2 separate regions of the Homo sapiens genome follow, and region 2 is linked to region 1. A link is an interaction called in ENCODE POLR2A ChIA-PET data of the cell type or tissue named here. Cell type or tissue: MCF 10A. All regions are shown on one strand. Each heading gives the region's core, and the rest is flanking DNA. Links, peaks and the distances in the headings are about the cores only.

Region 1 (4,391 bases), core at 78-4,077:
AGACCAGCCTGACCAACATAGTGAAATCCCATCTCTACAAAAATTAGATGGGCGTGGTGGCATGCATCTGTAGTCCCAGCTACTTGGAAGGCGGAGGTTGCAGTGAGCCGAGATCATGCCACTGCACTCCAGCCTGGGCAATAGGGCAAGACTCTGTCTCAAAAAATTATACAAAAATTAGTTGGGCGTGGCTGGGCACAGTGGCTCACGCCTGTAATCCAGCACTTTGGGAGACCGAGGTGGGTGGATCACGAGGTCATGAGATCGAGACCATCCTGGCCAACATGGTGAAACCCTGTCTCTACTAAAAATAGAAAAATTAGCTGGGCGTGGTGGTGTGCGCCTGTAGTCCTAGCTACTTGGGAGGCTGAGGCAGGAAAATCACTTCAACCTGGGATGCAGAGGTTGCAGTGAGCCGAGTTTACACCACTGCACTCCAGCCTGTCAACAGAGCAAGACTCCGTCTCAAAGAAAAAAAAAATTTAGTTGGGCATGGTGGCGGGCACCTATAATCCCAGCTACTTGGGAGGCTGAGGCAGGAGAACCGCTTGAACCCAGGAGGCGGAGGTTTCAGTGAGTAGAGATCGTGCCATTACATTCCAGCCTGGGCGATGAGCAAAACTCTGTCTCCAAAAAAAGAAAAAATAAATAAATACATATAAAGATAATTGAGAATTGCTTTTTTGAATCTTTGGTACAATAAGTTTGTGGGTTTTTTGGGGTTTTGTTGAGAGGGAGTTTTTTGCTCTTGTCGCCCAGGCTGGAGCACAATGACGCCATCTCGGCTCACTACAACCTCCGCCTCCTAGGTTCAAGCAATTCTCCTGCCTCAGCCTTCCAAGTAGCTGGGATTACAGGTGTCTGCCACCACACCCAGCTAATTTTTTGTAGTAGAGATGGGGTTTCACCATGTTGGTCAGGTTGGTCTTGAACTCCCAACCTCGGGTGATCCACCCACCTCGACCTCCCAAAGTGCTGGGATTACAGGCATGAGCCACCGCACCCAGCCAGTAGTTTTTATAGTATTTAGGTGGTCATGTGATTGAAGAGTATCCAAATGCTGAAACTGGTTAAAGGTTTTGATTTTTTTTTGCAGTATGGAAGAAATGCTTTAGAAATTGTCATGAAATCCATTGTAAACTTGGATTCTCCTATGGTATCACCACCTCCAGACTATCCTGGAGAATTTTTTAAAGGTAACTTCTACAAATATTCATAACAATGACAATGATTATTGACAAAGATGTACTCAAACCTGTTGTAATGTTTGCTGTTATATTAGTTTTTTTCTTTGGACATAAATTGTATAAAACTTTGAAATTAATGGTTACTAGGACACATAATTATCTTGTATTAAACAGATTTATTAAAGCAAATTTTATTCAAATGAAAGTGCTCTTACTGTTGATATGGTGAAAGCATGTTTGTCTAATAAGAGATTTAATAGAGGAAAGTTGTTTTAGTACATTGAGTAAAATCACTTTGCCAAATAGCCTTTTTTAAAAATTATTTATTTATTTATTTATTTTATTTTTTTTAAGACCGAGTCTTTTTTAAAAATTATTTATTTATTTATTTATTTATTTATTTATTTATTTATTTATTTATTTATTTTAAGACCGAGTCTTGCTCTGTCGCCAGGCTGGAGTGCAGTGGCATGATCTCGGCTCACTGCAACCTCTGCCAACAGGTTCAAGCCATTCTCCTGCCTCAGCCTCCTGAGTAGCTGAGATTACAGGCACATGCCACCACACCCAGCTAATTTTTGTATTTTTAGTAGACACGGCGTTGCACCATGTTGGCCAGGATGGTCTCGATCTCCTGACTTCATGATCTGCCCGCTTTAGCCTCCCAAAGTGCTGGAATTAACAGGCATGAGCTACCGTGCCCAGCCCCAAATAGCTTTTAAAATTCAATTTAATTTTAAAGTTGAAAAAGTACCTAGGTAAATAATCTGTGAGGATTGATTGGTTGGGGTGGGAGGTTTGGATGAAACAAAATTGGCCATGAATTCACAGTTGTTTAAACTGGGTGATGGATACATGTGGCTCATAGCTTAGCCTTTTTTCTTTCGTGTATTTGGAAATGTCCTTTTTTTTTTTTTCGAGACGGGGTCTCGTGCTGTCACCTGGGCTGGAGTGCAATGGTGTGATCTTGGCTCAGTGCAACCTCCGCCACCAGGTTCAAAGGGTTCTCCTCCCTGAACCTCCCGAGTAGCTGGGATTACAGGTGCCCGCCACCATACCTGGCTAATTTTTGTGTTTTCAATAGAGATGGGGTTTCGCCATGTTGACCAGGCTGGTCTTGAAATCCTGGCCGCATGTGATCCTCCCACCTCAACCTCCCATAGTGCTGGGATTACAGATGTGAGCCAAGGCACCCAGATGGAGTTAGCATTTTTCACTAGGAAGTCCTTTTGGTAGATTAGCACATACTGATATGTGTTGTTAACAGTTCATATTGACATACCAGTTAGAGGTGTTCATCATTACTCTCGGCTTTCAACAAAAGCAGTAAAGTCTTAACCCTACACCTTCACTCCTTTTGACATCAGGAGTGTCAGAAACAACTCCCTGGTCTGGGCACAGTGGCTCATGCCCGTAATCCCAGCACTTTGGGAGGCTGAGGTGTGAGGATTGCTTGAGCCTAGGAGGTGGAGGCTGTAGTGAGCTGTGATGGCACCACTGCATTCCAGACTGGTGAGAGAGACCCTGTCTCAGAAAAAAAAAAAAAAGATTCCTTGATTTACTTCTAACTTCTTAAAATTACAGGTTATGGCTAGGCGCAGTGGCTCACACCTGTAATTTCAGCACTTTGGGAGGCCAAGGCAGGTGGATCATTTAAGCTCAGGAGATCAAGACCAGCCTGGGCAACATGGAGAAACCCCCTCTCTAAAAAAATTACAAAAAAAAATTAGCCAGGCACGGTGGTGCACGCCTGTAGTTCCAGCTGCTCGGGAAGCTGAGGTGGGAGGATCCCTTGAGCCTGGGAGGCGGAGGTTGCAGTGAACCAAGATGATGCCATTGCACTCCAGCCTGGGCAACGTAGTCAGACTCTGTCGCAAAAATATATATATATATATATATATATATATAGATAGATAGATAGATAGATAGATAGATAGGTTACTTGTTTATTATAAGTAATGACAGTAATCTTGCAGCTGGGCGCAGTGGCTCACACCTGTAATCTCAGCACTTTGGGAGGCCGAGCCGGGTGGATCTCCGGAGGTTAGGAGTTTGAGACCAGCCTGGCCAACATGGCGAAACCCCGACTCTACTAAAAATATGAAACTTAGCCTGTAGTCCCAGCTACTCAGGAGACTGAGGCAGGAGAATTGCTTGAACCCGTGAGGCAGAGGTTGCAGTGAGCTGAGATCGCGCACTGCGCTCCAGCCTGGGTGACAGAGTGAGACTCCGTCTCAAAAAAAAAGAAAAGAATCTTAACATGTATAATGAAGAGAGTTAATACAGTCCCCTTAACCCTCCTTCCATTCTCACCTTCTTAGGTCACAGATGACAGAGTGAACAAGGGCAGTTCTCTCCACATTTTCTCCATGTTTATATAAATATCAAGGTGTTTTTTTAAAATGGCATGATACTACTTACAACATACTTTTCTCACTTAGTGGTACATTGTAGACATCCCTTGTAATTTATGAGTCAGAATTGATCCTGTTCTTACAGATGTTCGACAAGGACTGATAGGCGTTGGCCTGATAAATGTAGAAGATCGCTCGGGAATTCTTACTCTCGATAAAGGTACTACTATTAGCTTTGTGTGGGCATATAACTGTTGCTATAGTATTAAAGTCCATTATGATATATGCTTTTGAGCTGAAGGGGAAGCTTCATGTTCTTAAAACATTCTGGGTGGTTTTGGCTGCTGTGGGGTATGTGTAAAAGATCCATGCATAGAGAAGCAGTTTTCAGCACTGGCTGCTGATATGATCAGCTCTCAAGCTTTTAAAAATTACTGAAGTCTGCTGGGCACGGTGGCTCACGCCTGTAATCCCAGCACCTTGGGAGGCTGAGGTGGGTAGATCACAAGGTCAGGAGTTTGCAACCAGCCTGGCCAATATGATGAAACCCCATCTCTACTAAAAATACAAAAATTAGCCGGGCCTGGTGGCGGGTGCCTGTAGTCCCAGCTACTCGGGAGGCTAAGGCAAGAGAATTACTTGAACCCGCGAGGCAGAGGTTGCAGTGAGCCGAGATTGCACCACTGCACTCCAACTTCGGCGACAATAGAGCAAGACTCCGTCTAAAAAAATAAAAAAAAATTGGTCGGGCGCGGTGGCTCACGCCTGTAATCCCATCACTTTGGGAGGCTGAGGCAGGCGTATCACAAGGTCAGGAGTCCAAGACCATCATGGCCAAGATGGTGGAACC
Region 2 (4,391 bases), core at 392-4,391, 54 kb after region 1:
GGGTCTTGTTTTGCCACCCAGGCTGGAGTGCAGTAATATAATCTTGGCTCACCGCAGCCTCAACCTCCTGGGCTCAAGCAATCCTCCCATCTCAGCCTCCCTAGTGGCTGGAACTACAGGTGTGTGCCACTATGCCTGAATAATTTTTAAAAGACTTTTTGTATTGAATGAATGGGTGTGTGATGGAAAAAAAATTTTTTTTGCAGAGATGAGGTCTCACTATGTTGCCTAGGCTGGATCCTGGGCTCAAGTGATCCTTCCACCTTAGCCTCTCAAAGTACTGGGATTATAGGTGTGAGCTACCACGCCTGGTGTAAAGAAGTGCTATTTTAAATAATCTCTCATGAAAGTGTTTGAAATGCTTGTTCCCCGGTGCCGTGAAGAAATAGCACTTGAACATAAATTTAATTTACTCAGCAAGGCCATTTTTACTTCCCGCAGAAAGGGTACATTCGCCAGCAGTTTTGCCACGAGAGTACACCGAACAAAGAGACAGGGTCATTTGTAACCTGATGCGTCCACCCTACTGCTGTGTCCGGTTTCCATTGGCTGGAACGGGACCTCATATTCTGTATTTGTCCTGATTGGGAAGCAACTTAAAACTTTTTAAAAGAGGCGAAGGCAGAAGAGAACAAAGGAAGGAGAAAGTAACTTGTGGAATGGTGAGAAAGGTAAACACTTTTAAATAAGGAAGAGGAACAGGCTATGACCTAATGCTTGCTCCGACCAGTGTAAGCATGCCAGGACAAATATTTAGGCTAAATTGTGGGAGCTAAGAACATAAAGTACATTGATTTCTTTACCACGGCTAGCAGATAATTAGGAATGTTAGCACAGGTCTTTGAATAAATTTTGCTTCGAAGAGAAGTTACCGTTTATTCCAAATTAAATGGGGAGGAAAGTCTTTGGAGAGGAACCTCTACTTTACCTTTTACAAGAGGTAGGAGATGCCTGTTCAAACTGTATTTTCCCATCTGACACGGAAACATTTTGGTGATATCATTAGCACAGTTGGCTGGGGAAAGAATGTGTTTGCTAAGTCAGAGGTAGGGATAAAGTGAAGTTGCATTATGGGTGTATTTTAAGTGCAGCAAACTTAAGTGTATGCTAGGAAAAAAAAATAGCAGCAGCAGTTTTTAAAAAAAAAATTTTTTTTTTTTTAGATGGAATCTCCCTCTGTTGCCTAGGCTAGAGTGCAGTGGCTTGATGTTGGTTCACTGCAATCTCTGCCTCCCAGGTTCAAGCGATTTTCCCAGCTTAGCCTCCCGAGTAGCTGGATTACAGGAGCGTGCCACCACACCCAGCTAATTTTTGTATTTTTAGTAGAGATGGGATTTTACCATGTTGGTCAGGCTGGTCTCCAACTTCTGACCTCAGGTGACCCAGCCGCCTTGGCCTCCCAAAGTGCTGGGTTTACAGGCGTGAGCCACCACGCCCGGCCAGAAGCAGTATTATTGAGTTGGCCTGTTACCCCATGGTTAGGCCATTCTCAGTTCGTAGGTGCTTATCCTGTGGGCTTTTGGTGGGTGCTACAGGAATCTTTTTCATAAAGTACGGCTCCTAACTTCAAGCTACTTCATATGGTGCTCACTGGAAGAATTATCTGCTCTGGTGCCAGGGAAAAAATGGGCTGCACTGGATGTGTTGAGAGTCCACGTGGTGGTCTCTGACAGTGCCTCCCAAAGGGATTTTAATTCTTACTCTATACCTTAGGCCCTAAATACCTGCAATGAGAATTTGCTTTGCTGAGCAGTAGACAAAGACAAATGAGAGAGACTTGTCTTTCTTTGATGCAGGCATGAGGCGAATTCTCAGCCATGACAAGGCTGAAGGCCAGCAGGAACAGGCTCTAGCGAAATGGGTGCTGTGTCCCCTTCCTGCATGTGGCAGAAAGTTGCAAAGGTATGAGAGAGGAGACAAACGGAAACCATTCTCCCTTATCTCCAGCTCCAAATTTCCCCTCCCACTCTTACTGGTTTCTTAGGTGTTGTTCTAGAGCCTTTATTTTCTACAGGGCGTTTGGGCTGGGGAAGGGTCCTGTACACTCGCAACAGGAGGTGTAGAATGAGCCCTGCATTGAATGTGTAAGCATCCAAAGCTGTCACTGAGGTGAGAAGAGCCTTCATTGGCAGCCTCAAAGAGAAAGGTGTGCTTGGATGTATGCACTGGACATGCCACCTAGGCCTACTGGACATGCCGCCTAGGCCTGCTGGACAGACTGCACAACTGAGGCCCTGCAACTGGCAATCTCCCAATGGCTTTCTCACCTCTCAGCATTTTTCCCTATTTGTTTTCTACGTGGACTCCAGAAGAGTTCTAACAAGCCAAGCTATAAAGCATGGCTTTAAAAGAAAAACAACTGTAAGGTAAAATCCAGCTTAAGTGACGTAAATTTACAAGCAAATCAGATTCTGGAACCTCACCTTTACAAATCTTGCAAATCAACGTGCAGGGAATGTGTTTGTTTCTACATCAGAGGCACAACTGGGCATCATACAGCCTAGAAGCTAATAGAGCACATGGACAAGGAACAGAGCCTTTAGCTCTTCCAACCCTCTTATTTTCTCTCTTTTTTTTTTTTTTTTTAGACAGTCTTGCTCTGTTGCTCACGCTGGAGTGCAATGGCGCAATCTTGGCTCACTGCAACCTCGCCTCCCAGATTCAAGCAATTCTCTTGCCTCAGCCTCCCAAGTAGCTGGGATTACAAGCGTGTGCTGCCACGCCTGGCTAATTTTTGTATTTTTAGTAGAGATGGGGTTTCACCATGTTGGTCAGGCTGGTCTCAAACTCCTGACTTCCATGATCCGCCTGCCCCAGCCTCCCAAAGTGCTGGGATTACAGGCGTGAGCCACCATGCCCGGCCCTTGTTTTCTCTTACTGTCTTGAGCTGACATGGGGATAACTGACTTTTAAGTGTCACTGGGCAGCAGCTTCCCAGCAGATGGCAAGTTGCCAAGAAATGCTATTAATGTTTGACTCCATTCTCCAGTTCTCCATAAAAATTGACTTTACTAATTACAAAAAAAATTTTATTATTACAAAACATACAATCTCACAAAGGTACAATTTGAAATACGGGGACACCCTTCTAACTACCACCCAGGTGAAGAAACAGAACTTTGTCAGGCACCCCAGAACCCCTCCAAGTGCCTCATCACAATGACAACTCCTTCCCTCTAGAAGTAGCCATTATTCTTGTATAGTACTGACTGTGTTTCTTTATGGTTTTATCTTATTTTTTAGAGACAGGGTCTTGTTCTGTCACACAAGAACAAGTGGACAGGTGGAGTGCAGTGGTGTTCATAGCTCACTGCAATCTTGAGCTCCTGGGCTCAGGTGATCTTCCTGTCTTAGCCTCCCAAGGTGCTGGGATTATAGGCGTGTGTCATTGCACTTGAACTAGTTTTATTTTTTTTTTGAGATGGGGTCTCGCTCTGTCACCCAGGTGTTGCCCAGGCTTGAGTGCAGTGGCGCGATCTCAGCTCACTGCAACCTCCGCCTCCCAGGTTCACGCAATTCTCCTGCCTCGGCCTCCCGAGTAGCTGGGATTACAGGTGCCCGCCACCATGCCTGGCTAATTTTTTGTATTTTTAGTAGAGACGGGGTTTCACCATGTTGGCCAGGCTGGTCTCAAACTCCTGACCTCAAGTGATCCGCCCGCCTCGGCCTCCCAAAGTGCTGGGATTACAGATGTGAGGCACCGTCCACCGTGCCCAGCCGAGTTTTATTCTTGAATCGTGCATGTCTCTGTTCACTACAGTTTAGTGCACCATTTAAATAAATTTGTTGTCTTTTAAGTTCATCAAAAATATTTCTTTTGAAGCACTATAATAATGCTGGTGATGGAACTCGCCACCATTATTCCCTGGGAGCTTCTGGCAGATTCTGTCAGTTGGAATCTCTAATTCTTTTCTCAGTGGACCTTTTTACTTGACTCCCACAGTTCTTTAAGTAGCTTCTTTTTTTCCAGGGTTTCCTTTGCTCTTTTTTTCCTTTCTTGTTTTTTCTTCGCCGCTTCTCGTTTTTCTTTGTGAACAGGACTGTTTTCACCATTGTAGAAAACATCTACTTTCTCTTGTAGGATTTTCCGAGCTAGCTTTCTGTTCTGATCAACTGATCTTGTCTGATGGCACTGTAAGAGATAATATTTTATAATGTGAAAACCACAGGATGTTAAAAATGGACAGGACCTCAGAAGTCATTAAATTCAACCTGTTCGCTTTTTTATTTACTATTTATTTATTTATTGAGACAGAGTTTCGTTCTTGTCATCCAGGCTAGAGTGCAATGGTGTGATCTTGGCTCACTGCAACCTCCGCCTCCTGGGTCCAAGTGATTCTCCTGCCTCAGCCTCCCAAGTAGCTGGGATTATAGGCGCACGCCACCATACC

What was found. ChIA-PET counts read pairs that join two places held together with the same protein. Peaks named below come from ENCODE experiments on the same cell type or tissue, not always from the same donor. Only the 100,000 strongest peaks of a DNase experiment are listed, where the experiment ranks them.
Region 2: POLR2A ChIA-PET joins it to region 1 with 6 read pairs; 2 of 35 experiments call an interaction of 5 or more read pairs at or near these places.

The regions. Positions count from the first base shown.
Region 1 is chr12:123,310,425-123,314,815 of GRCh38, reverse strand. SBNO1 (strawberry notch homolog 1) reads left to right here. Exons shown (of 32, transcript NM_001167856.3): 24 at 1,097-1,196; 25 at 3,687-3,761. Among named protein-coding and RNA genes, the nearest start is that of CDK2AP1, 41 kb to the right of the region's middle. In MCF 10A, for the core only: no CTCF peak of the experiment used is centred there; no DNase peak of the experiment used is centred there.
Region 2 is chr12:123,256,554-123,260,944 of GRCh38, reverse strand. MTRFR (mitochondrial translation release factor in rescue) reads right to left here. Exons shown (of 3, transcript NM_152269.5): 3 at 2,985-4,132. The coding sequence ends at 3,914. Among named protein-coding and RNA genes, the nearest start is that of CDK2AP1, 13 kb to the left of the region's middle. In MCF 10A, for the core only: no CTCF peak of the experiment used is centred there; a DNase peak (open chromatin) is centred at 2,654.